Linked DNA regions of Homo sapiens: region 2 is linked to region 1. Evidence: read pairs that join two places in POLR2A ChIA-PET (ENCODE). Cell type or tissue: MCF 10A. All regions are shown on one strand. Links, peaks and the distances in the headings refer to the core of each region. The heading gives the core; the rest is flanking DNA.

The links. Peaks named below come from ENCODE experiments on the same cell type or tissue, not always from the same donor. Only the 100,000 strongest peaks of a DNase experiment are listed, where the experiment ranks them.
Region 2: POLR2A ChIA-PET joins it to region 1 with 6 read pairs; 14 of 35 experiments call an interaction of 5 or more read pairs at or near these places.

Annotation. Positions count from the first base shown.
Region 1 is chr6:42,869,680-42,872,594 of GRCh38, forward strand. No RefSeq gene overlaps it. Among named protein-coding and RNA genes, the nearest start is that of RPL7L1, 8.5 kb to the right of the region's middle. In MCF 10A, for the core only: no CTCF peak of the experiment used is centred there; no DNase peak of the experiment used is centred there.
Region 2 is chr6:42,691,149-42,694,063 of GRCh38, forward strand. UBR2 (ubiquitin protein ligase E3 component n-recognin 2) reads left to right here. Exons shown (of 47, transcript NM_001363705.2): 47 at 1-2,357. The coding sequence ends at 25. Among named protein-coding and RNA genes, the nearest start is that of PRPH2, 30 kb to the right of the region's middle. In MCF 10A, for the core only: no CTCF peak of the experiment used is centred there; a DNase peak (open chromatin) is centred at 1,683.

The DNA.
Region 1 (2,915 bases), core at 205-2,704:
AAGGATAAATGTGTGTCCAGAATGACATTTTTGTCCCTCTTCAGGCCATTTACAATGGGAGTGCCCCAGGAATGAAGAGTTAGAAGGAAGGATCAGCCGGGTGTGTTGGCTCACACCTCTAATCCCATCACTTTGGGAGGCCGAGGCAGGCAGATCACCTGAGGTCGGGAGTTTGAGACCAGCCTGACCAACATGGAGAAATCCCATCTCTACTAAAAATACAAAATTAGCTGGGTGTGGTGGCGCATGCCTGTAATCCCAGCTACTTGGGAGGCTGAGGCAGGAGAATCACTTGAACCCAGGGAGAGGTGGGGGTTGTGGTGAGCCGAGATCGCGCCATTGCACTCCATCCTGGGCAACAAGAGCGAAACTCCATCTCAAATAAAAAAGGAAGGATCATCTGGTTGCTAGGTTAGGATCTGTCTCTGTTCCCTGGGGGCATGCCTGGAGGAAAGACAGGCATCTTCTCTTAGGATGGTTAAAACCCTCAGCTGTGTGTATGGGAGGACACATTCCAGGAAAGGGGCCCTAAGCACTTCCTGAGGCAGAGAAAGTTCCAAGTTAATTATTGGGGGAAAGGTAAGGGAAAATAAACCTTTACAGTGTGGGGGCACTGCAACAGCATTGCTCAGGCAGGGCTCTAGCTGTGCTGTACTGAAAGGGCTAGGCCCTGGGGTTCAGGGTCATGCCCTACTTGCAGCCTTGTGTGTGCTCTCCAAGACAGAGGAGGACCCGTTGGGTATCCAGCTGAAAATGATGATCATTAACCAACAATATTACTTGAGCAGTTGACTGTTGGCAGACACTGTGCCAGACATTGGGATATACAGATAATTCAGGCATGCTTTCTGCTTTCAAAGGGCTCACAGTATACAGGGGGAGCAACACACAGATATACATTACATTTGGGAACTGACTGGAGTTCAGGAGAGAAGAAAATAGGATGCTATAATTTTTCTGGGCTGGGCATGTGGCTCATGCCTGTAAGCCCAACGCTTTGGGAGTCTGAGGCAGGAGGACTGCTTGAGGCCAGGAGTTCAAGACAAGCCTGGGCAACACACAGTGAGACCTATCTCTACAAAAAAAATTAAAAATTAGCCAGGCATGGTGGCATATGCCTGTAGGCCCACCTACTCAGGAGGCTGAGGCCAGAGGATTGCTTAAGCCCAGTTCAAGGCTGCAGTGAGCCATGATCATGCCACTGGACTCAAGCCTGGGTCACAGAACAAGACCTTGTCTCAAAAAATAAAATTCTTCTGGACTGCCACAATAAATTGCACAGAGAGCTGTAAATTACATTTCCATGCCCTGGTTCTTAGTATTTTCCTGAGTTAAACTTGAGAAAAAAATATACCTTCTGCAGTAACAAAGATAAAAGACTTTATTTATTTATTTATTTATTTTCTGAGACGGAGGGAAATTTCCCTCTTGTTGCCCAGGCTGCAGTGCAATGGCGCAATCTCGACTCATCGCAACCTCTACCCCCAGGTTCAAGCGATTCTCCTACTTCAACCTCCCGAGTAGCTGGAATTACAGGCGCCTGCCACCATGCTGGCTAATTTTGTATTTGTAGTAGAGATGGGGTTTCTCCATGTTGGACAGGTTGGTCTCGAACTCCCGACCTCAGGTGAACGGCCTGCCTCGACTTCCCAAAGTGCTGAGATTACAGGCGTCAGCTACCACACCAAGACCTTTGTAATTAAATTGTTAATTATGTGGAGAAATCTGTTTCAGTGTATTCACAAATAGCAGGAGCACATATGTAGTATAAAGTGGATTCTGTAATATGAATTGCCTGTCTACGCTGCTGCAGGTAAAAGACCTTTATAAGAAACCCAGGCCGCGTGTGATGGCTCACGCCTGTAATCCCAGCACTTTGGAAGGCTGAGGCAGGTGGATTACCTGAGGTCCGGAGTTTGAGACCAGCCTGACCAATATGGTGAAACCCTGTCTCTACTAAAAATACAAAAATTAGCCAGGCGTGGTACACCTGTAGGCCCAGCTACTCGGGAGGCTGAGACAAGAGAATTGCTTGAACCCAGGAGGCGGGGTTGCAGTCAGTGAGCCGAGACCACACAACTGCACTCCAGCCTCCAGCCTGGGCAACAAAGTGAGACTCAGTCTCAAAAAAAAAAAAAAAAGAAACCCTCATCTGTATTACTCTTGGGTATGTGCTGGAGTCTGACCTTTGAAACCAATTGCAAAGGCAAGAAGATCCTTGGGAAAAAAATTACTTCTATGAAGGTCAAGGAAAGCAGTGCAACTGGGTGGGCAGAAAGTGCCTTTGGCAGCAGAATGTGGAAATTGGTTCTGGTATCTCATCTATCACATAATCATGTATCTTCATACAACTTAACTCTCAGTCACCGTGTCCTTGCCCATAAACTAAGAAGACTGGTCTTGGCCCTCTACTTCTTAGGGTGTAAAATGTGTTACTAAGGCCGGGTGCAGTGGCTCACACCTGTAATCCCAGTACTTAGGGAGGCTGAGAGGAGGGCTGATCACCTGAGATCAGGAGTTAGAGACAAGCCTGGCAAACAAGGTGAAACCTTGTCTCTGCTAAAAAAAAAAAAAATACAAAAATTATCCAGGCATGTTGGCGGGTACCTGTAATCCCAGCTAATCAGAAGGCTGAGGCTGGAGTATTGGTTGAACCCAGGAGGTGGAGATTGCAGTGAGCCAAGATCGTGCCACTGCACTCCAGCCTGAGTGACAGAGCAAGACTCTGTCTCCAAAAAAAAAAAAAAAAAAAAGGGTGTTACTGAAGACATGTAGACAGTAAAAAGAGCAGGGCCGGGCACAGTCACAGTGGCTCACGCGTGTAATCCCAGCAGTTTGGGAGGCCGAGGCGGGCAGACCACCTGAGGTCAGGAGTTCAAGACCAGCCTGGCCAACATGGCGAAACCCCATCTTAC
Region 2 (2,915 bases), core at 300-2,799, 180 kb before region 1:
TGGCATTGACTGGCAACATTTATAATTATTGCACCACCAAAAAACACAAACTTGGATTTTTTTAACCCAGTTGGCTTTTTAAGAAAGAAAGAAGTTCTGCTGAATTTGGAAATAAATTCTTTATTTAAACTTTCCTTCCCAGTTTTATAGTTTCTGGTTCTGAGGACTGATGAAAATCATCTTCCATCAGCAGATTTTCTTGCACTGTTTGCTGTGCCCCTCAAATATAATGTCTTGGGTTTTAAGATCGAGCAAGGAGCTTCTCTTCCTAGATTGGATCCCAGCCCCTTTGTGGGGGTCTGACTGCATAGTCCCAGCCATTATGTGATATTTCACGTTATTGATGATAGTGAACCGTGGGTCCGAAGCTGACTCAACGGAGGCAGGGAACAAAGTCTCTGTGGTCTGTTGGGTCATACTTCCTGGTTCCACTGAGTGGCCCAACACTGGGACTGGGTTGGTGTCCCCTCTGCTGACAGGACCCTACTCCTAGGAGCAAAGTGGTTGATTTTGAAGGCAGTGTTCCCTTCTCTCCATTGACTATGAGAGAGTTGGGGGACACACATGCAGAAGAAGCCCGTGGGGAGAAGGTGGATTCCTGGTGTGCTGGCTGGTTTTTCAGGGCTGTTAGAGGTTTTTTTTTTTTCTTTTTTTTTTTATGGCAAGACTTTTGGCTTTGAGAAAACTCACTTAGAGGGCTTTCCAAAAACTTAGGATGGTCTAAAAAATTAGGATATTCTTTTAGAATTAGGAAGAAAAATTAGGATATTCTAAAAGAATATGGATTAAAAATTTAGGATATTCTTTTAGATATCCTAATATCTAGATGAGAGGCCTTCCTTCATAAGATCTGGTTGTTTGGGCTGTGGTTGGCATAAGTGATATTTATTTTGGCCTCTGTCACATCCAGTTTCTTGAGCTTTTAAGGTAAGCTTCTTTTGGCTTTTTTTCAGATGTTCACCAAGCTTAAGTTTAAAATAATAGGTATTCTAAAAGAGTATCCTAATTTTCTTATCTGTATTCTTTTAGAATACCCTAATGTTTCAGACAGTGATATTCTCTTGTTATTTCTAAGGCTAAATTGGCAGAGTATATCATCTAAAGCCAAACACTGAAGAAGGTGAGAACCCACTCCCACCCAGCCAGCATTTCCTGGAACAGACAAGCTGCTGCTTCCTTGCTGGCTCACTTAGTGCATTCCTGGGATGGTCTGGCACCCAGGCTTTTTATTCTTTTTGATCATTGTTCTTACTGAGGTGCCTTCCTAGAACAAGAGCCACTTACAAAATAGCTTATAATTATTATGTACCACACAACTACTATTGTTTGATGTATGACTGCTGAGAGCTTGAATACATGCAGAGAGTGACTGAAGACTTAGTAGAGGAATAAATTCTGAGCCTGTCTAAGGTGGGGCTAAGGAACAGATGAGTAATAAGAGGCTCTTGGATTTTTTTAACCAATGCAACTGACCCTTTCAATCAGTTTTCTTTGAATTACATCTACAAGTTTTGTTCCACTCAGCTACCAGTCAACTAGGCATGCTCCACAGTATCACAGGAAGAAGGTCAGAAATCTGGAACTGAAGCTAAAAGAAGTGAGGATGTAGAAGCCACATTCCTCTCCAAGGTAGTGTGTGAAAGAACCGCCCCCTCTTGACAGGAGGATGACCGTCGCCATTCTTGCGTGGGACTGACTCACCCAGCTGAGAGGAGGACCAATAGAAAGAAAATTCACATTTGAGTCCACCTCTCTCCCCCTTTTTCTGGCCTTCATTCATAAGATCTGGTTGTTTGGGCTGTAGGTGGCATAATTCATGTTTATTTTGGCCTCTGTCACATCCAGTTTCTTTAGCTTTTAAGGTAAGCTTCTTTTGGCTTTTTTTCATATGTTCACCAAGCTAAAATTTAAAATAATAAGACCAGGTTTCTCTCTGTACAAGTGGATTATAAACATTTTCACCAAATCATAACAATACTCCAGCTTTCCGGTCCGACTTCCTAGGAGCCTGGAGTTAGCAAAGGTTGTCTCTGGATTTCATTCTCTGAGAATATCACAGAGCCTGGGAGAAGATGAATTTACATGAAATTGCAACATACACACCTTTTTATTTTCTGGTGTTAAGCTAGTTGTCTTTCCTACCTTACAAATCATGTTAGTTTTATGATTTGTTCCGCATGTTTTATGTTTATTGTAGAAATGTTTATATAACATACGCTTTCCATATCAGGGAAAATCATATCTGTTTAATAAATTGGCTATAACTTTAATATCTGTGGACAACTTGTAAAATTTGGAATGTATCATATGTAAAAAGTTTAAAGATATCCAAATAAATGCTTTAGGTGTTGGCATTACTTTTGGTTAGCATATATCTTTCTGTTTCATTTTACACATTTACCTGCCACAGCAAGGTGCCCGTGTCACCTTGCTACAAATATAGTGGGATATCTGTATTAGCTTTAAATTTAAGAGGGTTATATTATTATGGCCACTAGCCAAACTATCTTGACCTTCTCAGAGAAAGTGTGATCATCATTTCAGCTGATTAAGTTTCATATTCATTAGCCATGACAGCGTGTGACCTTTGTGGACCATTTTGGAACTCAAATCACTGGGAAACAGGGCACTCCAAGACCTGTGTCTGGGTTTAAACTCTTGTTCATCCTTACCTGGTGATCTCAAGGTCCTTGTCCTTACACACTCCCCTAGTGTGCTGGCTGGTTTTTCAGGGCTGTTGGAGGTTTTTTTTTTCTTTTTTTTATGACCACTTCCTGCTTTTGAGAGAGAGACATAGAAAGGCAGCTACACTGTCTTCCTAGGGGAGTCATTGCCCATGAGAATTCTGTTTTTTTTGAAATCCTCTTGAGAGCATCAAACTAAAACAGCAAGGTTTCCATTGCACTCACCCTGCC